Linked DNA regions of Homo sapiens: all the other regions are linked to region 2. Evidence: chromatin contacts called from ENCODE Hi-C or POLR2A ChIA-PET data. All regions are on one chromosome and are shown on one strand. The core of a region is the stretch at or near the end of the contact, and the rest is flanking DNA. Distances in the headings are between cores, read along the strand shown. Region 1 holds the start of DNAJC25-GNG10 (DNAJC25-GNG10 readthrough). Region 2 holds the start of TXN (thioredoxin). Region 3 holds the start of LINC02977 (long intergenic non-protein coding RNA 2977). Region 4 holds the start of PTGR1 (prostaglandin reductase 1). Region 5 holds the start of GNG10 (G protein subunit gamma 10). Region 6 holds the start of ABITRAM (actin binding transcription modulator). Region 7 holds the start of UGCG (UDP-glucose ceramide glucosyltransferase).

The links. A loop is a pair of places that touch in the nucleus more often than their neighbours do. ChIA-PET counts read pairs that join two places held with the same protein, here RNA polymerase II (POLR2A). Pooled maps may share reads with other maps.
Region 1: a loop to region 2 is called in a map of GM12878, with 4 times the contacts of the local background. The contact joins the promoter of DNAJC25-GNG10 here to the promoter of TXN in region 2. A Hi-C loop is called at or near these places in 1 of 168 maps with a recorded cell type or tissue (GM12878), 10 of 37 single-sample maps with no recorded cell type and 17 of 50 pooled maps. POLR2A ChIA-PET finds 5 or more read pairs at or near these places in 2 of 52 experiments (A673 and activated CD4-positive, alpha-beta memory T cell).
Region 3: a pooled map shows a loop between it and region 2 (3-fold over the local background). The contact joins the promoter of LINC02977 here to the promoter of TXN in region 2. A Hi-C loop is called at or near these places in 2 of 37 single-sample maps with no recorded cell type and 5 of 50 pooled maps.
Region 4: a loop to region 2 is called in a pooled map, with 2.1 times the contacts of the local background. The contact joins the promoter of PTGR1 here to the promoter of TXN in region 2. A Hi-C loop is called at or near these places in 1 of 50 pooled maps. POLR2A ChIA-PET finds 5 or more read pairs at or near these places in 2 of 52 experiments (K562 and WTC11).
Region 5: a loop to region 2 is called in a pooled map, with 9 times the contacts of the local background. The contact joins the promoter of GNG10 here to the promoter of TXN in region 2. A Hi-C loop is called at or near these places in 7 of 50 pooled maps. POLR2A ChIA-PET finds 5 or more read pairs at or near these places in 2 of 52 experiments (AG04450 and GM12878).
Region 6: a loop to region 2 is called in a map of CD4-positive, alpha-beta T cell, with 6 times the contacts of the local background. The contact joins the promoter of ABITRAM here to the promoter of TXN in region 2. A Hi-C loop is called at or near these places in 3 of 168 maps with a recorded cell type or tissue (CD4-positive, alpha-beta T cell and naive thymus-derived CD4-positive, alpha-beta T cell), 2 of 37 single-sample maps with no recorded cell type and 17 of 50 pooled maps.
Region 7: a map of CD8-positive, alpha-beta T cell shows a loop between it and region 2 (27-fold over the local background). The contact joins the promoter of UGCG here to the promoter of TXN in region 2. A Hi-C loop is called at or near these places in 2 of 168 maps with a recorded cell type or tissue (B cell and CD8-positive, alpha-beta T cell), 4 of 37 single-sample maps with no recorded cell type and 17 of 50 pooled maps.

What each region holds. Positions count from the first base shown.
Region 1 is chr9:111,629,749-111,633,353 of GRCh38, forward strand. DNAJC25-GNG10 (DNAJC25-GNG10 readthrough) reads left to right here and starts at 1,586. Exons shown (of 3, transcript NM_004125.4): 1 at 1,586-1,995. The coding sequence starts at 1,660. DNAJC25 (DnaJ heat shock protein family (Hsp40) member C25) reads left to right here and starts at 1,586. Exons shown (of 4, transcript NM_001015882.3): 1 at 1,586-1,995. The coding sequence starts at 1,660. LOC107987116 (a long non-coding RNA gene) reads right to left here and starts at 1,455. Exons shown (of 2, transcript XR_001746897.2): 1 at 1,292-1,455. RefSeq lists enhancers at 1,450-1,539, 2,270-2,319 and a silencer at 1,630-1,919.
Region 2 is chr9:110,254,317-110,258,132 of GRCh38, forward strand. It overlaps TXN (thioredoxin), which reads right to left and starts at 2,191. Exons shown (of 5, transcript NM_003329.4): 1 at 2,096-2,191. The coding sequence starts at 2,119. RefSeq lists enhancers at 1,383-1,712, 2,455-3,654, 2,583-2,782, 2,823-2,872 and silencers at 1,783-2,032, 2,203-2,442.
Region 3 is chr9:112,038,970-112,042,360 of GRCh38, forward strand. LINC02977 (long intergenic non-protein coding RNA 2977) reads right to left here and starts at 1,455. Exons shown (of 3, transcript NR_186812.1): 1 at 1-1,455. SUSD1 (sushi domain containing 1) reads right to left here. Exons shown (of 17, transcript NM_022486.5): 16 at 2,898-2,991; 17 at 1,814-2,523. The coding sequence ends at 2,523. RefSeq lists enhancers at 2,063-2,702, 2,098-3,297, 2,703-3,341.
Region 4 is chr9:111,597,353-111,601,072 of GRCh38, forward strand. PTGR1 (prostaglandin reductase 1) reads right to left here and starts at 2,295. Exons shown (of 10, transcript NM_001146108.2): 1 at 2,251-2,295; 2 at 1-80. The coding sequence starts at 70. RefSeq lists an enhancer at 2,146-2,718.
Region 5 is chr9:111,659,771-111,663,557 of GRCh38, forward strand. GNG10 (G protein subunit gamma 10) reads left to right here and starts at 1,835. Exons shown (of 3, transcript NM_001017998.4): 1 at 1,835-1,945. The coding sequence starts at 1,865. All of the region lies in intron 1 of DNAJC25-GNG10 (DNAJC25-GNG10 readthrough), which reads left to right. RefSeq lists enhancers at 1,416-1,475, 2,546-2,645, 2,846-2,895 and silencers at 1,656-2,105, 2,136-2,255.
Region 6 is chr9:108,933,135-108,936,985 of GRCh38, forward strand. ABITRAM (actin binding transcription modulator) reads left to right here and starts at 1,266. Exons shown (of 6, transcript NM_017832.4): 1 at 1,266-1,431; 2 at 2,504-2,555; 3 at 3,174-3,303. The coding sequence starts at 1,353. ELP1 (elongator acetyltransferase complex subunit 1) reads right to left here and starts at 990. Exons shown (of 37, transcript NM_003640.5): 1 at 730-990. RefSeq lists an enhancer at 233-462 and a silencer at 1,213-1,492.
Region 7 is chr9:111,894,707-111,898,140 of GRCh38, forward strand. UGCG (UDP-glucose ceramide glucosyltransferase) reads left to right here and starts at 2,108. Exons shown (of 9, transcript NM_003358.3): 1 at 2,108-2,607. The coding sequence starts at 2,510. RefSeq lists an enhancer at 1,559-2,142 and silencers at 1,763-2,352, 2,463-2,552.

The DNA of each region.
Region 1 (3,605 bases), core at 336-2,835, 1.4 Mb after region 2:
TCGTCCTCCAAAGTCAGTTTAGCTGTCAGCTCCTACTGGAATTGATGCTTGTAATTGATCCCGATCCTAATAATTTCAGGAGACCCTCCCATGTGTTTCCATTCATTTTATCTTTCTCATTATATATATATATAAGCATATATATAAGCCATATATAAGCATATATAAACATATATGAGATACAAATGTAAATAAGCATATATGATACACAAAATTGTTATTATATATATAACTTTTGTATCTCATTACATATACATGTATCTCTCTCATTACATATATAACTGTATATGTTGCTATATAGTCCCATGCAATATTTAGTGGGCTGAGGTGAAAAATAGACACATATATGTTATATATGTAATGACAGAGACATATATGTGTAATGAGATTATATATATTATATATGTAATGAGGGAGATATATGTAATGAGAGATATATATTTATTCAATGAGAAATACAAAATTATAATGTATATTCATTATGTATTATAAGTATATAATGCTATGTATCAGTATTTGATTTCACTTTATTAAAAGAGTTGATTATATCTGAACGTTTATTTATTTGTTACTGACTGTCATCCTCCATCAGAATATATGCTCTCTGAAGTTGAGCTTCTTGTTTACTTTGCTCACCACTGTATCCCCAGTGCCTAAGTAACAGTGCCCGGCTCAGAGTAGAGACTCAATAAACATTTACCAGATGAATGATAGAAACAGATTTTTTGAGGCAAAGTTTTTCATGTTGCCATATAGTCCCATGCAATATTTTGGACATACTTATACTAAAAAATTATTATCTGAAATTCAAATGTAGGCCGGGCACGGTGGCTCACGCCTGTAATCCTAGCATTTTGGAAGGATCGCTTGATCCTTCCAGCAGGTTGTCCCGGGAACGCGCAGCCCAAGGTGGACGCACAGACCCGCGTACAGAGATTTTTTATTGTCATGACTGGGGGTGGTGGCACTACTGGCATTTAGTGTGGAGAGGCCAGATATGCTGCTAAACATCTTACAATGCAAAGGGCAGCCCCTCAAAGGCAAAGAATTATCTGGTCTAAAATGTCAATAGCGTGGAGGCTGAGAAAAACTGAACTAGATGGCTATGAACTTTCAGGGTCCCTACCTAGTACACAGGCAGCGCCTAGAATTGCTAAGTTCATCTTCCGTTTGGAAAGGCAGCATGGGGTTAGTGAGAGGAAGGCGCCCGGGGCTGGTGGCTGGCTTTAAAGGCCTACGTGCAAATCTTCTTGACGCTGATAACGGGATGCGAGAGAGCCAGGTAGGTTACCTATTGCAGCAGGTCAAGTGATGATGTCGAAAAGGATGCGTGTGCCGGACACTGTGGAAGGTAAAGCGCTCCGCACAGCCCGCCTAAGTGCGCCCGGGACAGAGCCATCCCCCAGGTGCTACCAAACAAATCCTCCAGCTGCTGGTACGGGGAAGGTGTTCAGTGACACACCGGAAGCAGCCTAGTGGCTGAGGCGTCCTTCTCCCTACCAACGGGTTGCGAAGGAAGTAGTTGCTGTAGCCGCGCCCTGTGCGCCTGCGCGGAGGCGTCGGCTGCTGACGTGTAGCTGGGGCCAGACGGGACTAGCCGGGCGCGCGGCTGAGTGCTGCAGAATCGCTGGGGTGGCAGAGCCGCCAGCGAGGCTGGGGATGGGGGCGCCGCTGCTCTCTCCCGGCTGGGGAGCCGGGGCTGCCGGCCGGCGCTGGTGGATGCTGCTGGCGCCCCTGCTGCCGGCGCTGCTGCTGGTGCGGCCCGCGGGGGCCCTGGTGGAGGGGCTCTACTGCGGCACGCGGGACTGCTACGAGGTGCTGGGCGTGAGCCGCTCGGCGGGCAAGGCGGAGATCGCGCGGGCCTACCGCCAGCTGGCCCGGCGCTACCACCCTGACCGCTACCGGCCCCAGCCCGGAGACGAGGGCCCCGGGCGGACGCCGCAGAGCGCCGAGGAGGCTTTCCTGCTGGTGGCAACCGCCTACGAGACACTCAAGGTGAGGCCTGCGGGCGTGGAGGGGCTTCGAAGACTGGCCGCGGGAAGCCCACGGCGCCTTCCGACCCCGGTCCGCGGAGCGTGGGCCTCTGTGACCCCGAAACTGAGCACAGCCACCACCGCGACCTTTAAGATACTCACGTTTCCCACGTGGCCCTGTGAAAGAGCCGAGTCGGCCCCACGGGGCCTTGGGGGGCACAGCTAGCCTCCTTGCCCTCTTCCTTTTTGTGACATTGTTATGCAAAACTTTGGCCATCTTACGATTTCGTGAAAATATTTTAATAACGTGCATTTCACATTCGAAAAGCAGGGTGATCATTATTAGTAGGATCTGGGGTAGCCCACAACAGGGAAAGTCTCGAATATCAAGTGACAACTGTGATCGCATCAGTTTGATATGACAGAAAATTGGTTTCTGGAAATAGTGTTAATGGTGACGCTTAGTTTGGGTTTAAGGAACTAAGAAAACACTGAGAAGAACAATGAACACCAGTCAAAAGGCTGGATGTGAGTCTTTGCTGTGACACCCCTGTATGACCTTGGATAGTGACTTATTATGTTGAAATAGCTGTTTCTTCATATGCAAAATTAAGGCCATGATACCTCCTCTCAGAGTTATTATGGGGATTAAATGATAAGTGTGCGAACCGCCCCCCTTTCCATAGGATCCATAAATAGGTGCTTAATGACTTGGGTACAAAACTCTGAGAATTTCTAGTAGGAAATATTTTGTGAATATGTATTTGTATTTCATTTGACAGGTTTTATTGAGTCTTGTGGGGATGAGAGATTTAGCCCGATGCTGTTTTCTTCTACTACTGCAAAAAATCAAACCATCTAGGACATCACGAAGTATAAATCGTACTTGATGGTGGTATTACTGCTTGAAGGGCCCCATCATACTAATGCGTCAGCGATTGTAGTTGTAAAGTATTTCTTTTCTAGCCTTTTTTTTTTTTTCCCGAGGCAAAATTTTCTATGTTGCCAGGTAGCCTGCTTTTAATGATTGTACTTTGAGTGGATATAATTTTACCTTGGATTGTTCCTCCAGATTGTTTTTCCAGAGCTGAAAATAGTCAAGGAGCTAACAACTTTATTGATGCCTTCCAGAGCAGTTTGGATAATTTGGAGTCATAAAATGAGTGGTGGAGGGGCGGGCCCTGAACTAGGTAAACTAGGTGAATTGAACTAGGTAAAATTTAATTTACCTAGTTCATTAAATTCTCACTAGCGTTAGTGAGATTGTAATTTTTATTGGCAGTTAACTGAGGGATGGCTGGGGAACTGGGAAAGTGCTGAGGCCCCAAAGGGCTTTGTTGCCGATTATGTAAAAAGTGATGGAAAAAAGACTCCAGAAAAAATAGGAAAGAACTCTCCATCCAAGGCACTTCAGCATATGAAGCTCCAACCTCTGTTCCTTGTAGTCAGCCAGAAGCCCTGCTGGTGCGTGAGGGAGCCCTGGACCAGTGTGTGAAATCATAATGGGATTTACTAGGGATAGTAAAATTGATAGGATTAGGGATGTTAATCATGTTAATTTGTTTCAGGCGCGAGATGGTAATAAGGTTGTGGTGCTTGAATTTAGGTTGAGTGTCAGGAATGCAGTAGTTG
Region 2 (3,816 bases), core at 941-3,440:
TCGAGACAAACCTGACCAACATGGTGAAACCCCATCTCTACTAAAAATACAAAATTACTGGGCATTTTGGCAGCGCATGCCTGTAATCCCAGCTGTGCAGGAGGCTGAGGCAAGAGAATCGCTTGAACTCAGGAGGTGGAGGTTGCAGTGGGCCGAGATCGCGCCACTGTACTCCAGCCAGGGCAACAAGGGCAAAACTCCATCTCGAAAAACAAACTAACAGACAAATAACAATCAAATTAGTGTAACTTTCGATCAATGACTTTGGATTGTTATTTTGAGGATTAATTGATTATCAGGGCCTTTGGGCCCCAGGCTGTAGTGCTTTTTTTAAAGTTCCTGTCACCCTTGTACACCTTTGTCACTGGTAGAGGAGGAAGGTGCTCTGACATGCTCTGACAACTGGGAGGACTAAACTGTGTGCTCCAGAAATCCTAATCAACTTTGTTTGTAGTGTCTGGATTTTGGGACAACTAACATAGACCACTCAAAGGTCTTCTGGCTCAGTGGAGGGGGTTCTTAGCAGTTGGGTTATACTGAGGTTGCCAGACCCTGGAGAACAGAATCCCAGCCCCACTCCCTTCCCCAGGAATGGATTAATAATTTGTCACACAATAGGTGCTTGGAAAAAAAGTATATGAAAGACAATTCACTACTAAGGATCTTTTCAACACATGAGGGCTGCTAAAATGAGAATCCCACTAAGAAAAAACTGATTGAGAGGAAGATAAAAGATGACAGTGGCAATCAACATATGAGGAAAAAACACTGAGAGTCAATAATAATCAAAGGAACAAAAGGATCGGGGACACATTGCAGACACACTTCTGTTTCCGAAGCCCACCCGGCACCAAACAGGTCAGGGCACCCGAGGCGGGCGAGGACCCGCCCTCCTCTGCTTCCCGCAGGTAGGGAGGGGTAATCGCAGGGTAGGCGCTGGCGAGGGGTCTTCTACCGTTCGAGCAGTATCAATTTCCTCCACTCACTTTTCTGACGCTGCATTTAACAAATATTTCTGGAGTGGCTACATTGGACTAGACACTGCGCGTTAGGCTCTGGGTTTCCCAGTCTACAAGGTTTTAGGCTTGCAATAACTTTCAAACATGGGAAGGCTGTTTCGCCTTGGGCATTTTTAAGAGGACAAAACAACGATCGGGATACCGATAGGTCGGCGAGCAGGCAGCAGGGCGCGGCTGCTCCCAGGAGGAACCCTGGCTCCAGCAAAACCCACCGACTGAGGGTGAATCATGGACGGGCAGGGCAGCCGAGGCCCCCGGGCCCAACCTTGGGGACTCAGTCATTCCAAAGCCACTGCTGCCGGAAACGCGCCCTGCGCCACAGGAGTCCCGTGGGCGCGGCCCGGACCTCACTTCCTCGCGGTCACCTGGGGCCCTCGGGCCTCCTGGACAGACCTGCACGTGCCAGGGGGTCTCCAGCCGCAATCCGCCCCCTTAGTGCGGATACAGCACGCGTCACCTTTGGGGTCGGGCATGGGTGGAGGCAGGCGGGGGTCTCCGGCCTAGACCCGCTCCCAAAGGGAGATCACTACCCCCGCTGCGGGTGGATCACTTCACATACGGAAAGGCAGCGGCGGCCACCGACCCGTGCCTTCTGCAAGGGCCCTCCCTATCCTTGCCTGGGGCCTGAATCTGGATACAGATGGGGGGCCAAGGGCGGACCCCTTCCATTCCCTCATCTTCCTCCAGTCGGGGCTGCCCGGACGGGAGGGTGCAGGAGGCGCAGCGTGGGGACTCCTCACGCTGTCTGCGCTCTCACATCCCCCGGACGCTCCCCGCGTGCGTGCAATCCCCCGAGGAACAGGGTGCGAGAAACGCTGGGCACCGCCACTCCGCCCTCCAGGGGACCCTCGTCCTTCTCCTCCCTTCCTCCAGGGCAGGCTCCACCGCCTCGGGCGCGCCCAGGCCGCTGCTTCCCGCAGTCCCAGGCCGAGACGCCGCGTCCCTTTCCCCTGGCGATGCGGAGGGGCGGCCTCCGCACCTCCCGCCACCGCCTTCCCCACCTCCCGCCACCGCCTTCCCCAGTTACAGAGGCCGCGCGCGGCGCCGGCACCCTGGCCTTCCCCGGTAGCGCGTACCTTGCTCTCGATCTGCTTCACCATCTTGGCTGCTGGAGTCTGACGAGCGGCTGTAAGGACCGATGGAAATGGATCCAAAGCACCAAACAGAGCTTCAAGACTCGCTGCTTGCTCTCTCCCTTTATAAACTGGCACGCCCGGCGTGCGTGTGGCGGGGGCGCGCGCGCCCGGCCGGACCTCCGCGCCCGTCGCTGCGCCCCGGCCACGCCCCGCCCCTGGAGCCTGCGAGCCGGGATCGGGGCGGGGCTGGCGCAAGCGTGGGGCGGAGCTCCAGGGCTTCGGCTCCTGTAACCCCAAGCCCAGCTCGCACTCCAGCTGGAAGTGGGGATCAGCACTGCGCGTGACGGTGGGAGGCGGGGAGACGGACAGTCACCCCCAGAGACACAAGGTCCCTCCCGGGTCACCTGGGGATGCGTCCGCCGGGCCTGAATCGAACACGCCCACGCTCGAGATGGGGACCGCCCAGGCAGGGCTGGATTCCTCGAAAAGGGCCGCCACGCCCCGGCCCCCCCAGCCACGTGAACCCCACAAAGTGCTGAGTAACGGTGACCGGGAAGTATCTCGGTGTGTACGTCCTTGCCTCCTCTCCGGAATTTACCGTGACCGTTCTCTTCTCTGTAACCTCCTTCTGTTCTTTCATTTTCACTGCTGAGCCCGCTGCTCCAGCTTGACACAGCGGTTTAGTGCGGTAGAAACGACCGGGGGACTGGTTGGGCTCTTGACCATCAGACAGCTGCGTGTGAGATGGAAGTGCCACTGGGTTGAGCTCTGCAACTTAGTTACGCAGTTGTGACCCTGGAAAGGTCCTGACCTCCTGAAGTCTCAGTGTTTCCTTCTGTAGAACGGGAATCATGATGGTCTCAATCTCACGGTGGTGGTATTTTGAGGGTTAATAGTGCTTGCAAAGGACGGTGCTTGGCACATAGTAAACACTCCATAGATAGTTCTTACTGTTCGGTGTCTTGCAGGGACTGATTGGGCCTGGCCACCTTATACAGCATTTACAATGGCACAGCACGCACACTTGTGTGAGATTCTTCTAACAGAGGCAGACTCCTGGAACAGAAGTCGGAGTTTGCATTGATCCAGGAATGCCTGTTGCAGGTTATGTCTGGCAGGGCTGGGGATTGTGGAAGGTGGGTATGTTAGCTGGCCTTGTGGAGCCAGGAGGGCCTGTCAGCGGCTGGAAGTGGAGGTTGAAAAGCTGCTCACAGGAACGAGAGCTAGAAGGCTGGGAGGGAGAGTCCCAGGTCTGTGTTTTCAGAGCTGAGCTGTTCCCGATGAAGCTGCAACTAGGTGTGATTGCCTAGGGGTGGTGATACTGCTGCCTGGCTGCCCCCTGAAATCCCTGGCTTCCTTCTTTCACTCTTTCAGACAGAGGAAGGGAGGAAACCAGAGGTTTTGAATCTATTGTGCAAAGTTTCTAGGGGGCTGAGGAGCACGGAGCATGAATATGGATATAGGCAAGGGACACATTCTAAAGACAGCCCATAGGGAGGGAAGACAGACTGCCCTGAATGCAGCAATGTTCCCAAAGAGAGGGAGGTTATTGGGGCAGAGAGGAAGGAGCTGTATGGAGCACCCAGAGCAGAATCTATAACCTGCTTTTCTGCTGCTGGGTTTTCAGTTCAGCTGCATCCCAGCTTCCTGACTTTTATCTGTTTGTTGGTGAATTTGCATGGGTGATAACAACAAATCATTGAGTTCCAGGAAGGGGCAAT
Region 3 (3,391 bases), core at 205-2,704, 1.8 Mb after region 2:
TTAATTCTAGAGGTGGAAATTAGGGAAGGGGGTAGTATGGAAGCATACAGCATTTACAAAACTGGCAAAAAATAAAATAAGTCAAGGGGAGGCTCAGATTCTTTCTTTGGACAAAGGTGGGCTTTGAGGAAAGATCCTCACTCATCAGAGGCCGAGCCCTACACTAACCACAGTAATTTGTATTGATACCCAATTTAGTTCAGGAGCTATAAAAATGTATGTTTGCGGCCAGGCGTGGTGGTTCATGCCTGTAATACCAGCACTTTGGGAGGCCAAGGCGGGTGGATCACGAGGTCATGAGATCGAGACCATCCTGGCTAACACGGTGAAACCCCATCTCTACTAAAAATACAAAAAATTAGCTGGGCACGGTGGCGGATACCTGTAGTCCCAGCTACTCCAGAGGCTGAGGCAGGAGAATGGCGTGAACCCGGGAGGCGGAGCTTGCAGTGAGTCGAGATAGCGCCACTACACTCCCGCCTGGGAGAAAGAGTGAGACTCCGTCTCAAAAAAAAAAAAAAGTATGTTTGCATTATTGCACATAAAAATTAAAAATTGAGAGCTATTTGTATTCATCTATTGAGAGAAACGGTCTCTGGGGGTTAGGATGGGGACCTGTCCCCATTATAGACCCGTTCTGGTCTATAATTTACCTAAGACGAGAGCAGAAAGGGTTTTAAATGCTGATCCTAAGTTGTCGTCGGAGGGCAGTACCCCAGAGGACAGGGGAATCATTCCTAACACTGGCAGGGGCCAGAGGCTGACAGCTGGCATTGAACACCTGAATGTCAGGATATTACTCGCCTCTCTCTAATTCTTCCCAATAGAGCGGATACACTCTGGACTCCCTGGGGTGGAGCAGCTACATGGGCAGTTTGTACTTGTTCCTCTTGTCTCTTCATCTGCCCATAAGCCCAAGGCACTCAGAGTCTTCCCTCACTGACACCCAGCAAGCCGGTGAACACACCGGCCCACTGCATTGGGAAGCCCTTTCCTTTTGCTAAGGACTGCATTCGTCTATGCTGCATCTTGAGGCTGTGCAGTATCACCTCCCCTCCTCCATGGTTTTTCTTCTCTAGGCCTAGCAGGCAAGGGAGAAGGAGAGATGCCAGAAGCCTCTGTCTTTCCTTCCCCATTCGTTTCTTACTGAGTCTTGGAGTTAAATTGTTAGTTAGTGCCGGGCGTGTGGCTCACACCTGTAATCTCAGCACTTTGGGAGGCAAAGGTGGGCGAATCAACTGAGATCAGGAGTTTGAAACCACCCTGGCCAACATGGTGAAACTCCATCTCTACTAAACATACAAAAATTACCTGGGCGTGGTGGGGGGGCCCTGTGGTCCCAGCTACATGGGAGGCTGAGGCAGGAGAATCACTTGAACCCGGGAGGCAGAGGTTGCAGTGAGCTGAGATCACGCCACTTCCCTCCAGCCTGGGCAACAGAGTGGGAGTCCATCTCAAAAAAAAAAAAAAAAAAAAGAGGAAAGAATGCCAATTCATGATTTAAAAGTAAAATCAAATAGACTCCAGCTGTCAACTTAGCATATTCACAGTAGGTCCAGCACCGCTTATATCTAATGTTTCATAGTTCATAATGGAGTAACATTCATAGTTACTGAAGTTTAGATAAAAGAAGTGTCACCCTCTATGGCAACCCCTCCCCTGAAACACACATGGACTCTAGTCTAGCCATGGGCTCAATACTGTTTTAAGCATTGCTACTACACTACCACCAAATCTCAGTTTCTAACAGGGGGCAAAGAGCATTTTTAGAAGACGCTTAGTAACAGAAAAATTAACCAAGGGAAGAACAATCTTAATTACGGGATATTTTTACTGGAATGTAGACATTACTTTTGAATATATAGGACAATAGAAATTGCATCAAAGCAATGCTGCCTAACAGACACAGCAGGAAACTTATTGGCATGGCCAGGCTAGTATATTTTCTCATTAGTATATCAACTAATTATAGGAAAAGTACTGTTTCTAAAGTGCTTGAAACATTTGCCTACGTCACTGTTCTCTTTTTCAATGACCTCCTTCATAAAGTCAAACTCTAGCCCAAACTTAAGCCCATCTCACTGCATATTGTAAAGAATGGATTCTGAATGAATTAACAGAAATGCTTTTATATAGGAGGTTGCAGAGATTCTCTTGCAGTCAATGTCTAGAGGAGCTGACCCTCAGGCATCACTCAGAGGAAGTCCCAGCCAAGATTCACAGATCTGTATGTAGCCTTCGGTCAATATCACAGTGTACATCAGGAGTCTCAAGTTCATTGCACAGAACTGGTCCTGTAGCAGGGAAGACTCAGAATTCCTGAGTTTTCTCCTTATGGTGACTCCTCAGGGATAGCCACCATCTTAAATCCAGGAATGGGGCCCAGCTGGGAATGGAGAAAGTTGCAGGCCCACATGCTCCCTGGACGGAAGTCACACGGAGCCTCTGTGCGGGCACCTGAGAAGCTGCCAGAACACCTGCCCAGCAGCAGTGCATCCTCCCCACTCAGTGTCCATCTGCCATCTAGACATGGAGGAGGAAAAGAAAAGAGACAAATATGAACACACTTTGGTTTTCCCACTGTGCATCTCTATGCACAGCTCACACGCACACCCATGGGAGGAGGCGAGGGGGAGCAGCATGGAAGCTCAGCCACCCCTCTGTGTGTGGCCAGGGCAGCCATCACTGGTCCTGCTCTTTTCCTGGGAAGGCATCCCCCATGCTACCTGGAGGTACAGGGTTAGTCATGCCTTTCACCGCTGAGTGTGCTCTGCTGAGCCAAGGACAACCTCCACCCACACTCCCTTTGACTCCCCTCATCCCCAGCTGTTCTTCGTGACTCTGACCCATCCTCCCCTCCATTCCAGTCATTTCTCAAAAATGACACCCTCACATACCACACCGCTGAGAAGGAGAGGAATGTGAGAATGATCACAACAGCCAGGGAACCCAGTCCAACACCCGCCATCTGCAGCAGCATGAGTGACGAATCTGTGGGACAAAACCACAGGCTTAGCCCAGAGTGCACGGCATCACCACCTCCCAGGAGGCACACACCCCACTGTGCTCAATCCATTTTAACCCAGAGCTTGGCCCCATTTAACAAAGAATCCCAAGAATGCCCAACATGCCTGTGTGTCCCCTGAGTTGGCCCTGTGGATATGCAGCCTCAGGAAATTACAGTTACAAGGTATTTCTGAAAAGGAAGTGTAAAGCCAGACCATGTTAAAGTTACAAGGGAGAAAACAGCTAATCTTGTTGAGCACACAAATACTATGCAACGTGTTACATTTTTTGTTGGTCCTCTCACAATCAATTACATTTGATAGATTTTTATGGGCCGTTTTCTTTTGCATGGAGGGACAAGTCATTATGATATTATTTGAATTTG
Region 4 (3,720 bases), core at 1,045-3,544, 1.3 Mb after region 2:
ACTCAAAGTCACTATTAGTAGGATAGCCAACAAAGTGCTTCTTCAGGGTCCATGTCTTAGTACGAACCATCCTGAAGCTCCTAGAACACAGTAAATATGTAGTCAACTGCCATGAAGTGACTGCATTCTAACAGTTCTCTAGCCGTCAAACTGAGACCAGACAGCACAATTACAATATCCTCAAATCCCATCATTATCATATCATGCCAACCACATTCATTTAACATTTACTATGTTTCTGGTGCTGTGCTAAGCACTTCATATAGATTACCTCATTTTATCCTTATAACTTCCCTATAAGATAGACATTAGTATCATTGCCAGTGTACGGATGAGGAAACTGAGGTTTAAAGAAATCTTCAAGACAAGGAAAAAATATAAAACAACAAAGAAATTCTTCCCAGCCACTGCTAGGCTAGAGTTTCTCTACGGCACTGAACAGTTACCGGAAGTGCGAATATTCCATTCCGTTTCTCATCTCACATGGAGTGAATTCTAAGAAAAAGCATCAAACACAAAGAACCCAATAGATAGAAGTCCATGCACCTCTTTCAGATGGAAACAGCCACGCATTTCAAGGCAGTCTCAGAACTCCTGAAAACCACCGGAGGGCGCCGCTGCTCCGCCCCATTTTCAGGTGCGTTTTTTTTTTTTTTAAATACTTTTTTTTCTCTCTTTTCTTGTAGAGAGGAGCCTCACTGTGTTGCCTAGGCGATCCGCCCGCCTCGGTCTCCCAAAGTGCTGGGATTACAGGTGTGAACCACTTGCACTCAGCCATCGGGTGCGAATTTTCTTTGGCCCAGTAGGGATTTGAGTTTAAACTCCACACCAAACCGATTTTGAGCTGAAACGCTGCACCAAAGCAAGGGAAGATGATGAAGGCTGCCCCGAGCTGGGGGTTCAGGATGTTCTGCTTGGACTGAACTCTGCCGAATCACTTGGGACCTGCGCCTTCCCGCGGGTGCATCCGCTACAAACAATCCAGTTACGAAACCATTTGGAGCTGCCAGTGATCTCCCCAGCTCCCCTACCGGTGCCGCGGGAGGGGACACGGTGACCTGGAGGGAGCACTCCCGCATTGCGAGGGAGCCAGGGGGGCGGTCTGATCTGCAGCCCGGGGTTGTTCCTTCTTTTCTTTTTTTAAAATTAAGACTTTTTTTGTGACGGAGTCTCGCTCTGTCGCCCAGGCTGAAGTGCAATGGCGCGATCTCAGCTCACTGCAACCTCCGTCTCCCGGGTTCAAGCGGTTCTCCTGTCTCAGCCTCCTGAGTAGCTGGGATTACAGGCGCCCGCCACCACGCCCAGCTAATTTTTGTACTTTTAGTAGAGACGGGGTTTCCCCATGTTGGCCAGACTGGTCTAGAACTCCTGAGCTCAAATGATTCGCCCGCCTCGACCTTCCATAGTGCTGGGATTACAGGCGTGAGCCACCGCGCCAGGCCCTACGTATCATTTTTACGGTGAGACATTTGCAGTTTACTCTGTTATTTCGAAATACACATTATTGGCTCTAGTCACTCTGCTGTGCAACAGATCTCAGAACCTACTCCTCTCGTCTCTGAACTTCGTACCCTTTGGCCAACAAGCCCCCATTCCCCCCCGAACCCGCTCCCAGCCTCTGGCAACCATCATTCTAGTCGTTATTTCTATGAGTTCAACTTCTTTAGAGTTCACACATCTTTGTCCCTTTCCCCAAAAAAGCAACCGCTGGGCTTCCAAACTCGCTACAAGTCCAGAAGCCCTCCTGGAAAGGGTCTGGCCGCAGAGGGGCCAGGTCCCGGGAAAGTCTCGCCCGCCCGAGGAGGGGGCCTGGCGCGGCGCCCGGCCTTTGCCCGCTCGCCCTTTGCTCCCACCCTCGCCTCCCGCCGCCCGCCGCCCGCTTGCCCATTCCCGAATCCCCACCCCGATCTTTCTTCTTCTACCCTCCCCCAGTTGTGCAGTCCAGCAAGTTCCCTGGCCAGCCCCCTCCCGGGTGCAGGAAGCTACCGGGTGTCCCGGGTTGTAACCAAGCTTTCCTATTCCCTCCGGCGCGCGGCTCCAAGCTCTCCAAGGAACTGCGGGGGCGGGAGGCGTCGGGACGTCGGCTCCCAAGATCCTCCGAGTGCAAGACCCAGCGGTCATTTCGACGTAAGGGGAGGAGGTCTAAGAGCAAACCTCCTCCACTGGGGCGTCTAGAAACTTGGCAGGAAGAAAGCAAGGGGGTTAGAGGAGGGAGAAAAGGGAAGGAAAGAAAGCAGGAGGTCTACTTACAGGAGCCCGAAGGTTCCACTGCCTGGGGAAGGCGGCTGGGACTGCGCAGCCGGGCGCCCGGGGTCCGACTTATGACAGGTCCCAAGAGAGGGTGGGGCCACCCCAGGGCGGGGCTGCTTCTTTAGGGTGAGAGCCCGGCCCCGAAAGGGTCACAGGAGGAAAACCAGGGTCCGGGAAATCTGAGTGCGTTTGTGTGTGTGTGTGCGCGTATCTCTGTGTGCCTATGTGCATGTGCGCGCGCGTATGTGTGCATGTGTGCGTGTGTGTGCGTGCGCGCCCGCGCGCCCGTGTGTGTGCGTGTAGGGGGTTAGGGACTCCTGATAGGAAAATTCCTAACAGAGCTTTGTCCAGCTGACACTGGACCTCCGCCTGGGGTCCTAAGTTGGAGCCCGGCGGAAATATGCCCCGTGGGGGAACCAACCGTGGCATCTGCCAAGCAGGCCGGAAGGGTCCAAAGGCAGGGCCTGGGGCGGCCGCAGCCCTAATAAGCCCCCGGTGCTGGCTCCGATCCCTGGGCTCCCCGTCAGCCCTGCCGCTTGCCCGCAGTGCAAGCTTTCGCCCAGGGCTGCGGTGCAGACACCCTGCCTGTCTGTCCCCAGTCCGCCTGCTGAACACCTACTCGCCTTCCACCAGCCAATTCAAGGTCACCTCTGTGAACCCTTGCCAGACTCCCCCAGGCAGGAGTGAGCACTCTTGCCACTGAGGCACCCCACCCATCACACCCTAGCAAACATCAGGCCTTGACCTGGCTTCTGCAAGGAGAGGTGGTCTCAGGCAGGGGTTGAACGTGAAGCTAAGTCGTTGGTATTAGACGACTGCAGGTTCGAAGCCTGCACCTGCCACTTACTAGTGGTGTAGCTTTCAAAGACTTACTTACCTTCTCCTTGCCTCACTCAGTTCAGCCATCTGCAAGATGGGGATAAGAAGAATGCCTAACTTCCAGTCATTGTGAAGATTCAATGTCTTTAATTTATTTATTTAATTTTAATTATTTTGAGGTCTTGCTCTGTCACCCAGGCTGGAGTGCAATGGTGGGCATCATAGCTCATTGCAGCCTTGAACTCCTGGACTCAGGTGATCCTCCTTCAGCCTCCCTAGAAGCTGGGATTACAGGCCCACCACCACACCTGGCTCAATGTCTCTCCTTGTAAGGATACCCGCCATATTGGATTAGAGCCCCACTTGTCAGCCTCCGTTTAACTTAAACACGTCTTTGAAGGCCTTGTCTTCAAATACTGTCAAATGGATTAGGGCTCACTAATATGGCCTCATGTAACCTTAATTACCTCTTTAAAGGCCCTATCTACAAATACAGTTACATTCTGAGTACTGGGACTTGGGGATTTTAACACATGAAATTGGGGAAGACACAGTTCAGCCCATAACAGAGTGTGTGGACCAAGCGTGGTGGACGCATGCCACAGGATATACACAGCATCAGAAGCACTGGGTTCCATGTACATAAAGCAA
Region 5 (3,787 bases), core at 585-3,084, 1.4 Mb after region 2:
TGAGGTTTTCTATGACTTCTGGCCCTAGCAACTTTGTATCTGCTATTAGTCACTAGAGCTTCCTCTATTTTTAAATTTATTCACTCTACATGTGTGCATCGCCTCCAGCTGTCCTCCATACTGGACTGTTCTTCCTTCTGAGCCATCTGCAAGACACGTATCTCCAAAGTCCAGCTCTCACGATCTATGATGAGCCTTTCCTAATCCAGTATGTATATCTTTGCACTGAGTTCTTTGCCATATCTTTTAAATATGAAATCATTCTATTTTGTCCTATTCATCAGTCTCAGAATTGATTGTTGAATGTTCCCAACATGTACTTTCATCTCTTTACTAAGATATATATTAATTTCTTTGTGGTGAGGAAATTGGCCACTAGAGAGGGCTTTCAAATGTGCAAGTCTCCCTTTGGCCCAGGCACAGCTAATCTGAGCACGTCAATGCCACACATCCTTGCCTTCAAAGAGTAATTGGGCCAGGGGTGGGCCCATGACTTAATACCAGCCAGTGAGGTTCATTATGGGGATTTTTGCTGGAACGATTAGAAAGAAAAGAGGTACTATTTTTCCTGGGTTTGCTAGATGGGGACAGTGAAAGTGTGGTGCCTTCCTTCATACCACTAGAGAAGTCCATCTACCACCAAGGAAAATGAGGCTAATCTCAGGAAAAGCAGAATCAAAACAAGGAGGATGAGAGCCCCAAAATTATTATTTGGGTAATTGAATTCACTAGTTTAAAGTCCCTGGACTTTTCAGTTACACAAGCCAATATATTACCTTTTGCAATATTCAGTTTAAGTGAGTTCTGACAAATACAATGGTGTACAAGAATAATGACGTATTAATGATACATGGAAAAAAGCAACACAAAAATTTTAAATATAGTAACGATCCCAGTTTTGTAAAACACTTATTAAAAAATGCAGTAGGCCTATAATGCCAGCACTTTGGGAGGCTGAGGTGGGAGGATCACCTGAGCCCAGGAGTTCAACACCAGCCTGGCCAACATCGTGAAACCCCGTCTCTACTAAAAATACAAAAATTAGCCGGGCGTGGTGGTGTGTGTCTGTAGTCCCAGCTACTCAGGAGGCTGAGGCAGGAGGATCACCTGAGCCCACGAGGTGGAGGCTACAAGGAGCTGTGATCACGCCACTGCACTCCACCCCGGGTGACAGAGCAAGACCCTGTCTCAAAAAAAAAAAAAAAAAAAAAAAAAGCAGCAGAATAGAAACAATGATGACAGTTAAATGGTGAGATGAGAGTGAGAAACGCTGAATTTAATTTTATTCTGTATGTTTCACAAAGATGTCAGGGTCTGGGATTTTATCCAATTTACCATACTCCACCAAATCAACTGGTAGGATCTCCGTGAAACAGTAACAGGGTCATTTAGAAACCTGTTGCTGCCTCATGAAAATCCTATGAACTCTCCTTGGTTCCCCGGTGATACTGTCTGGCAAGGCCCCTTATCTCTCCAACTCATGTCACACCTTGGCTCCAGTTCTCATTTCTCAGGGGTGCGTGTTTGCTGCCGCCCACTCCATCCTCGCGTCCCACGCCCTCGCGATTCCTGCTCATCCTAGGGGCGCCAGCTTCGCTGGAGGACGCCGCGCTCTGCGGGTCCCCGCCTCGGTTCCAGGCCCAGCTGCAGGTGCCACCCAGGTTTCAGGCGCTGAGGAGCGGAGAGCACTGCCAGCTCGCTGGGGTCCCCGCTGTCTCTGGCAAGCGGCTCCGCGCCGGGTGGGCTGGGGCGGCGGGGCGGGCGCAGCTGCTTCCCCGCCCCGGGGCGGCACCCGCGCTCGGGGCTGGCGGCTCCTCCCCGCCCGGCCGGGCCCAGCAGCCCCTAGGAGCCCAGCGCCGCCGCCATGTCCTCCGGGGCTAGCGCGAGCGCCCTGCAGCGCTTGGTAGAGCAGCTCAAGTTGGAGGCTGGCGTGGAGAGGATCAAGGTGCGGGCCCCGGGTACCCACGCTCCGGTCCTTCCGCCCGCGGGGCGTGAGAAGAGGAGGCCGGCGGCCCGGACCGGGCGCCAGCGGGGGACTCGGTGGCGGCGGCGAGGCCTCGGCGGGGCGCGGGGGCGGTGGGGTCCGCGGTGAGGGAGGGCGCGGGGCAAGCCGGGGGCCCGGGCCTGACGGGAGGAAGCCGCGCCTGGGGGGCCCCGCGGTCGTGGTCGGTCCCGGTCCCTGGGGGTGCGCCCACTCCAGAAGGCGGCCGTGGTCAGTTCCTCGGAGGGCGCAAGGGATGCCGGCGACGCGCGGGCCGGGAGGGTGGACCCAGGGCTGGGGAGGCCACCGCAGGGCGGCGAATTGGTGATGGATTGGTAGGATGAGAGCGAGAGGGAGGAGAGCCAGGATGCTCGGGTTTCTGTCGTCGTGACAGGGTGGACGGCGCTGCCACCCGCCGAGGTAGAGAGGAGGGGGAACAGGTTTGGGGAAATGATGAGTTCGGCTGCGGACCTGGGGACTCCGGGGAGTCATCCGGGAGGTATTTGTCCTCATGGCCTGAAGCTCAGCGCCCAGGGCTGAAAGAGGTCATTCAAGTGCATTGGGGCGAAAAAGCCTCTTCTATGAAGAGCAGAGCTCAGAGCCTGGGACCCGGGGACCAGCCACACCGATGGCCGGTGGCCGAGAGAAGAGGAAATAAGAGACAGCAAGGTTTCCGAGCAAGGCCTAGAGAAGAGGAAATAAGAGACAGCAAGGTTTCCGAGCAAGGAAGTAGGGATTTCCAAAAACTGGGGGCTCAGTCAACATGTCCAGCGTTTAGTCAGTTGGCTAAAAGGCGTCTGTTGTAGAGCTGTGTTTAGCTACGAGTGCAGCATTATTTGCAGAAGATCTGTAAGAAGGAACACAACCAGGATAGTCCCTGTGCCTCAGTTTCTCCTTTGCTGTGTGCCTGGCACTGCTACAGGGAATAGGGTGGTTCTGGAGGGGAAGGTAAACAGCAACTTAACGGATACATAGCATCGCTTCATGTACTAAGTGGAGTGAAGATAATAAACAGGGTAAAGGGAGAGAGGGCTGTGGAATGCAGAGGTCTGGTGGCTTATGTGTTAGTAAAAGCAGAATCTGGACTGTCATAGGGTAGGCAGACGTTTTTTCTTTTTAAAGAAACCTAGTTTTAAAGAGGAAATAACGTGTTTTTTTAACTTAGGAAATGAAAAGCCATGTTTTAGGGTTGAGAGGAAGTAACAAATTATATTTTTAGGTTCCAGGGAAGAAACAAATGGAAGCCAATTGCTGGTAGAGGAGACAGGGCTACGGGGGGGTGGGGGATTGGTGGCACAGCTTCTGAGACAGGAAGAAAGAAGGTAAGGGTGTGTGTAAAGATAAGTTTCTAGATATGGGCTAAACTTGTATGGTGACACTTTTCTTTGTGAAATAGGAGGCCAGGTTTTCTTCTAAGGCAGAGGAAAGGGGACTAAGGGAGTGGCCCCTGAGCAGGCACGCAGATGCGCTGTGACTGAAGACCCAGCTGCTGTGACAAGGGAGACTGCTGGTCATATTTGTGATTTTTTTTTTTTCCTGCAGCAATCTTTACCATCCTGGAATGTGAGTGCTGAAGGTGAACGGTAGTTGAAAGAGGAGTAAGTTAGCAGGGGAGGTATGCCAGAAAGGTGGAGGTGGGGCCGGAGGGCAAGGCGTGTGAAGGTCTGGCCAGAAAGAGGCTGAGCCTAGATGGATAGAGAAGGAATGCAGCCAGCCTCCTGGTGATAGGTGAGACAGAAGGGGAGGAGGTGATGCCTGGTGATCTCGGTGAGGTCAGAGCAGAATAAAGGAAGAATAAAGGAGGCA
Region 6 (3,851 bases), core at 16-2,515, 1.3 Mb before region 2:
TGCACATCAAATGCGACCTGGAAAGCAAAGAACTTGCTATTCTTCCCCCAAATGACAGTTCCCACTATTTGGGGACAGACCATTTCTACTCTATGTCCCCAAGCTGAAAAACTGTCTTTGCTGCCTTTTTGCTTACTCTTCATACGGATCTATTCATTGATTAGTTCCGTGGCTGTCAATATACAGTTGAATTCTTTACGATCCGGTTTGTGGCCTACATCCAACACCGACTGAGCACTTGCTAAGTACTGGGATCTGAAGATTACTCAGCCACTGTCTCCACGGAGATCATCGTTAACGGGAGAGAAAGCCACGTAAAACACCACGTTAGATGGAGAAGCACAGAGGACACCACCTCCACGAAAAAGTCTCACACGCGAGAAAGGACCCGCACCACAGCACCCGAGCCTCTATTAACCGCCGCCTTCCATCGTGAATTAATACTCTCGCTTTCAGCGTTATTATCAACCCCCTGCAAGCAATCAAGAGGCTGGGTTAAGTCCGGCTGGAGGGGCAGCAGGCATCCCTGGGCTGTCGCGCCTCCCAGCGCCCCCGATGGAGCAGGTGGCAAGGCTGCAAAAAGAATTTAAGGCTCTAGGAAAGAGGTGGTGCAGCCCGCACTCCAGTCCCCGGCCCGCAGCAGGCAGAGGAGGCTCCGGGTCTCCTTCACCCGGACACCGCCGGCGGAGAGGTCCACTCCCGTGCCCCTACCCTGGATGGATCGCTTACCTGAGGACCCCCAAACAGAGGTGCGTCCGGCCTCGCCTCCCCAGCCACGCGCAGCCGGCTACCCAGAGTCAGCTCCCACAGTCCGCACCCAGAGTCGGCTCCGAATTGCGCACGCGTCTCTGTCCGCGGCTCCCGCTCTCTCTCCGACGGCACTAGGCCTCCAAGGATGGAGGCGCCCTCCAGGGGAAAACGCTGAAGCGCTGCAAAGAAGCCAGCGACTCAATGGGTGCGTCAACTAGGCAGCCGCAGCACTGGGAGTGCGGCGCGGGAGTGACGTCACCAGGCGGAGGGGGCGAGGCCGGGCCCGCTTCTGGTCACTTACGGCGGCCGGCCTTCTTTGTAGGCCTGGCACCGTAGAGGTAGAGGAGCTACATTGGCCGCGTCCCCTGTCCCTCTGCCCTCTTGCCCATCTGCCCAAACTTTTGTATTTGATCTCTGTTTTGATGTCGAACCCCAAAGCACTGTAATTGGGGGGGGCGGGGGGGGGGGTGGAACCTGCGGACCTGAGAGCAGCGCGCGTGCGCACGACACGCGCTGTGCGCCGGAAGAGCACGCCCAGTCCGGGCTGCGCGGAGGAAGCGCTGGGGTCCCGGAGGGCGGGGGTGGCGGCGCCGGAGGTCGCCATGGCTACCGAGCCCGAAGCCGCGGAGCCGGTGGTGCCTTCGCTCGTGGATCGATACTTCACTCGCTGGTACAAACCGGGTAAGTGCGGAGTGATGTTGATCCCTCCTTGGCCGCACTGGCCTAATGCTGTGTAGACTATGTTGACAGATCATAAGCCACGCGCGCTCTCCCTGGCTCTCCGTCCCCACGTCAGAAGGCACTGGACTTCTGTGTTCCGTCTAGCCCCAGGGAATGGCATTTGCAAAGACCTGGTGGCCTGAAATACTTCAGGGCGCATTCTGGGGCCGGCGATTGCAGTGCGAGCTCTAGGGTGTTGCTCGCAGTAAGATGAGTACTCTAAACGGAGGCCCCAAAGGTAGGCGGAGGGCTAGGTTGCAACAGTCCTTAAGTGCCTGGAGGGATTGAGGGGCTCACTCTCACAGGGAGTAGCGATACATAAAATTATTTAAATGATCAGATCGAAACTAAGGTAGAGGCAGTAGGGATGGCGAGAAGAGGGTGGGTTAGATTAGAGACATTTAGAAAGAAGAAGAATCTATACATTTACCTTAAGAGACGCCATCTGCCACTTAGAAGTAGGTATTCTTTTTGTACTGTTTTGTGTAAGCAGAACCAGTGGTGGGAGCATCGTTGGGGACTCTCCTTTCTTCCTTTCATTCAGTGATAATGGTTATACTCAGTTTAAAAAATATATATTGTAGCATATTTTCTGTTGGCCAAACATAGGGTGACCAACCTGTCCTAGTTCACCCATGACTGAGGGGTTTCCCAGAATGTCGGACTTGCACCAACATCAGGACAGTCCTGGAAACCACCAACAAAAAATATATATCATAAAGAACGGGATGCTAATTGCATTTTCCTAGCAAAAATACTACGTGTACTCATTTTGAAGTGAGTGTAAAGTAAGATGGAGCAAGGAGTTAATTACCTTAATGTTGAATAAATTATTCTATCTGGGCCAGATCTCTTTAAATACTTTCTAGGAAACCTTTAGGTATGTCTTTTTGAGTAATGAAGGGATACCCGTGATCAGCATGCAGCATGTATGTGTCCAGTCTTCATTATCAACTATATGACCCAAAGAAAGTACCACATAGTGGTAGTAAATATTGATTTCAGCCACCAACAGACTCATGTATTCTTCTAGATGTCAAAGGAAAATTTTGTGAGGACCACTGTATACTACAGCACTCTAACCGGTAAGCAAATTGGGAATTTTAAATTATCAAAAATTTTTTTTTCCTGGTATTGTAGCCTGGTATGGTCTTGTGGTCTTGGATTGAACAAATGTTCACTAAACAAACATGCATTAATTATCTTCTACTGTGTTGAAATGGTATTATTATAGGAGTTTGTTTGGCAAGAATGAGTATTCCAGTGCCTGGCCACTCTGAACATATAAATTTGATTACTCAAACATCCAAATGGAGGACCACATCATCAGCTGCTACTTGAAGTGGCCAGTCTGTGCCCAACTACTGAACTGTTCAGAGCCCACAGAAAGGGCTACGGTAGAGACATGTATGGTATCTCGTATACACAGGCATGCCTTATTTCTTTGTCTTCTACCCCAGTGCTACCTACCTAAAGACCTCTGGTACTCTTCCCTTTCCTGGGAAAGAAATTCAATCTTGTTTTCTCTTTTATTATTGTATTCTCTATTCTACAGTTATGCCCCAATAGTAGCCAAAGGAAAAAGGGGGAAGATGATAGTTTGACTAAACAAATACCAGTTCATACATTCTTGTTCCAATAGGAGTTATGGGAGGAAAAATTATTCCAAGCAATCACACAGGATCAACTTTTTCTCCTTGTAGAATATGTGTCATCACATTGGCAGAATCTCATCCAGTTCTTCAAAGTGGAAAAACAATTAAAAGCATTTCCTATCAGATCAGTACCAACTGTAGCAGACTTCAGAACAAGGTCTCTGGGAAATTTAAGCGGGTATGTTCCTGTAATTCTGTGATTATCTACTTACATCCTCTATATTCATGGTAATGACAGATCCAATGAACCTTAGAATCCAGTAGCATATGCTTAGCATACTTCTCTAGCAGTTTGAGGTGCTAATTTTAGGTATACTTTCACCTAAAGAAATTCTCAGCTCCCCCAAATTAGGTATCTCAGGAGGTGTAGTATCTGTTATATTAGGTTCTGTGCTACTATCCCTATAATGCCCAGGATGGAGGAGGGGGAAGGCAGGCCTTTGAAAGGAGAACTCTAATAGCAATATAACAAGATATTTTGTCCCTTCTAGTTGTATTAAACTAGTATGTCGAGTTCTGTAAAATTTAGGTGACTAACTCTTCTTTACCATATATTTCCACATGTAAATTAAACAGAAAAAAAATTCCCAAGGGAGTTAGAAAAAAAAAAAGAAAAACATGGGCCGGTCACAATGGCTCACGCCTATAATCTCAGCATTTTGGGAGACCAAGGTGGGTGGATCATGAGGTCAGGAGTTTGAGACTAGCCTGGCCAACGGGGTGAAA
Region 7 (3,434 bases), core at 858-3,357, 1.6 Mb after region 2:
CTGTGAGATGCATTCCCATTTCAGAGAAATTAAAATTTGTTAAAGTGTTTTTTTGAAGTGTGCCTTAGAATTAACTACAATCGTAAATTTTTGTTTGGAACGTTATTTCGATGTTAGAATTCTATTCCACTTTTTTTTAAGACAGGGACTCACTGTCACCCAGGCTGGAGTTAAGTGGCGCGATCACAGCTCACTGCAGCCGCCACTTCCCAGGATCAGGTGATCCTACCACCTCAGCCTTCCCGGTAGCTGGGACTATAGGTGCCATAACCATGCCTGGCTAATTTTTTTTTTTTTTTTTTTTTGTAGAGACAGGGTTTCATCATGTTGCCCAGGCTGGTCTCAAACTCCTGGCCTCAAGCAATCCTCCTACCTGAGTCTCCCAAACTGCTGGGATTACAGGCATGAGCCACTGCGCCTGGCCCTCCATCCTGCTATTTTTATCAGCCAGTAACTCTCAACAGTGGGAATTTGATTTTGAAGCATTGTTCTTTCCCACTGATTCTGCACCAGTGGAGCCAAGGATGTTAATCGAGGAATGGTTCGGACATTAACTCTTCTAGTTGTAGTTTGTCATTTAATTGCAGATTGAGGTAGATCATTCAGTGACTATTAACTACCATAAACAGCAATAATAAACAACTTCTTTTCTTTTTTTTAAATTCATCTATTTTTTTTCGAGACAGAGTCTCGCTCTGTCGCCCAGGCTGGAGTGCAGTGGCGCGATCTCGGCTCACTGCAACCTCCGCCCCTCCAGGTTTAAGCAATTCTCTGCCTCAGCCTCCGGAGTAGCTGGGATTACAGGCGCCTGCCACCACGCCCGGCTAATTCTTTGTATTTTTAGTAGAGACGGGGTTTCACCATCTAGGCCAGGCCGGTCTTGAACTCCTGACCTCATGCTCCACCTGCCTCCGCCTCCCAAAGTGCTGGGACTACAGGTGTGAGCCACCGCGCCCAGCCACAACTTCTTTTCAAAATTGAATTCAATTCTGAAATATCTCAAGGGAGGTCATGGATTATTTAAAAGGAAATCACTTGCAACAATAAACATAAAACAATGCAGAAATAGTATAAACTCATCTAGATTGAAGAAACACAAACATTGAGTACTAGCATCTTCTTGGGATGACTTAAAATTAGGACAAATACTTAGTTACCTTACTACCCAAAGTGACATTTCTTCCCATTTTAGAGCTGTGCTGTCCACACGTACAATTAAAATTTTCTAGTAGCTAGCCAAAGTATTTAAAAAGAGAAATTAACTTAATAATTTACCTAATTTAATGTAGTATGTCCAAAATATTACCTTTTCAACATGCAATCAATATAAAATTTACTAACGAGATGGTCTTCCACATCTGGTGTACTGTTTACTCCACAGAGTGGCAAGCTGCCTTTCCAACCCTCACTTAGCCACATGCGGCTACCGTATTGGATGGCAGTCTTAGGGAATTTCAATATCAACTGATTCTTTAATTCTGAATTTGAGAATTTCTTTTTATAATACACACGGTCGCTAAGGCGCTTAGAGATCTGTGAGGCGCATGGAGATTATTTTACTCTCCGGTCCCTTTTGATCCAAGATCCCACAGCATTAAAAGCAGTAAGAGGGAAGGCAATGGGCATCCCTTGCGCCCAGGAACGTGGCCTGGAGGGCCTGGCTGCTCCGAGCAGTAGCAGTGCCCGGCGGGGAGGCTGCAGACGCGGCGTTGGAAGTTGGATTTCTAGACAAGCTCCGGCAGCTGCCCGGAACCCGTGTCTTTTTCTGGGGCACCCAGGAACAGCAGGGCCAGACGGAGAGAGAGCAGCCTCCAGCCAGGCACAGGGTCCCGAGCTGCCACCGACACCGAGGGAGCCCGGCCCAGGGCTGCAGCGCTTTCCGCCTAGGTGGGCGGCAGCGGGAGCGAGGAGCCGGAGGAAGCCCGGCCTGCGTCCTGCGGGCAGCAGGACACGATCTCCCCGGCGCGCTCTCGCCGGCGCCGCAGCGGGCGCGCGGGCGACAGGGTGGGCGTGGACCGATGGGGGCACCGCCCCTGGGAGAGGCGGGCGCCGCGGTTCCGGGGGCGGGACGCGCCGAGGAGTGGGGCGCGAGCCGCCGGTTTTGATTAGTGCGCGGAGCTGCGGCGGTGGAGCTGCTCGGCCGGGAGCCCGGCGGCGAGACGGAGAGGCGGCGGAGGTGCCCGCGCGCAGGGTCTGGTGGGCGGCCGCGAGGCTCGGGAGAGGCGAACCGGAGCGCGGGACCGCGGTCGCCCCGACCAGAGCCGGGAGACCGCAGCACCCGCAGCCGCCCGCGAGCGCGCCGAAGACAGCGCGCAGGCGAGAGCGCGCGGGCGGGGGCGCGCAGGCCCTGCCCGCCCCTTCCGTCCCCACCCCCCTCCGCCCTTTCCTCTCCCCACCTTCCTCTCGCCTCCCGCGCCCCCGCACCGGGCGCCCACCCTGTCCTCCTCCTGCGGGAGCGTTGTCCGTGTTGGCGGCCGCAGCGGGCCGGGCCGGTCCGGCGGGCCGGGGGATGGCGCTGCTGGACCTGGCCTTGGAGGGAATGGCCGTCTTCGGGTTCGTCCTCTTCTTGGTGCTGTGGCTGATGCATTTCATGGCTATCATCTACACGTGAGTGAGGGACCGCAGGAGGGGCTCGGGGCAGGGGTCCGGGCCTCGGAGACAGGCGAGAATGGGAAACGTTTGCGCTTTGAAGGGGACTGGGCTCGGGCGGGGGTGGAGAAAGCTGATCGTCAGGCTGTTCCCCCCGTTCCCTCGCCCCTCGGACCGGCGGTGGCGGTGGTCTTTGCGAGGGAAAAGTGTTGGGCGTGGGAAGGGTTTGCTGGGTTGCAGGCGACTGCCCAGCCAGGCTAAAGGAGACTGCTCTTACGTGTCAGGCTGAAGGTGGTGGCTTGGTTTGATTGTGCTGGGGATTCGTGTAATTTTTCATCTGGGCCGAGATGTATGGTGTATTGTTTTTTTCTCCCGACCTGGGCCACGTTTCTGTTAGGGTGGTGATTGTGTCCACTTTTCTGGGAGCTGCTCACAGCTATCTGGACACCTCTCTGTGGATTTTCTTCTTCCTGGAAGGGCTCTATGCGCTTAGATAGGTGTGAAGCACCTGTCCACCCTGAAAAATGTCCACCAAACCTCCGAGCTGGCATGATAGCTTTGAGTCCTGTCAGCTTGTACATCTCAGCGTGGTTTTCTTTCCTTTTTTCAGTTCCTCGTTTTATTGTTTTATGTAGATTTGTACTCTCCCCGTGCCGGCCACATCTTTTCATTTTTGTTTAACAAATACTTCTTGAGGCCTACTAGATACCATTCACTGTTATTGGCCAGGGGACATGGTGGTGAGCAGGACAGAATTCCTGTCCTCATGAGTCTTACATTCTAGAAGGAAGGAGCAGATAAAATCTAAATAAGGTTATGAGATTGTGACGAAGCGTGTAAGTAAA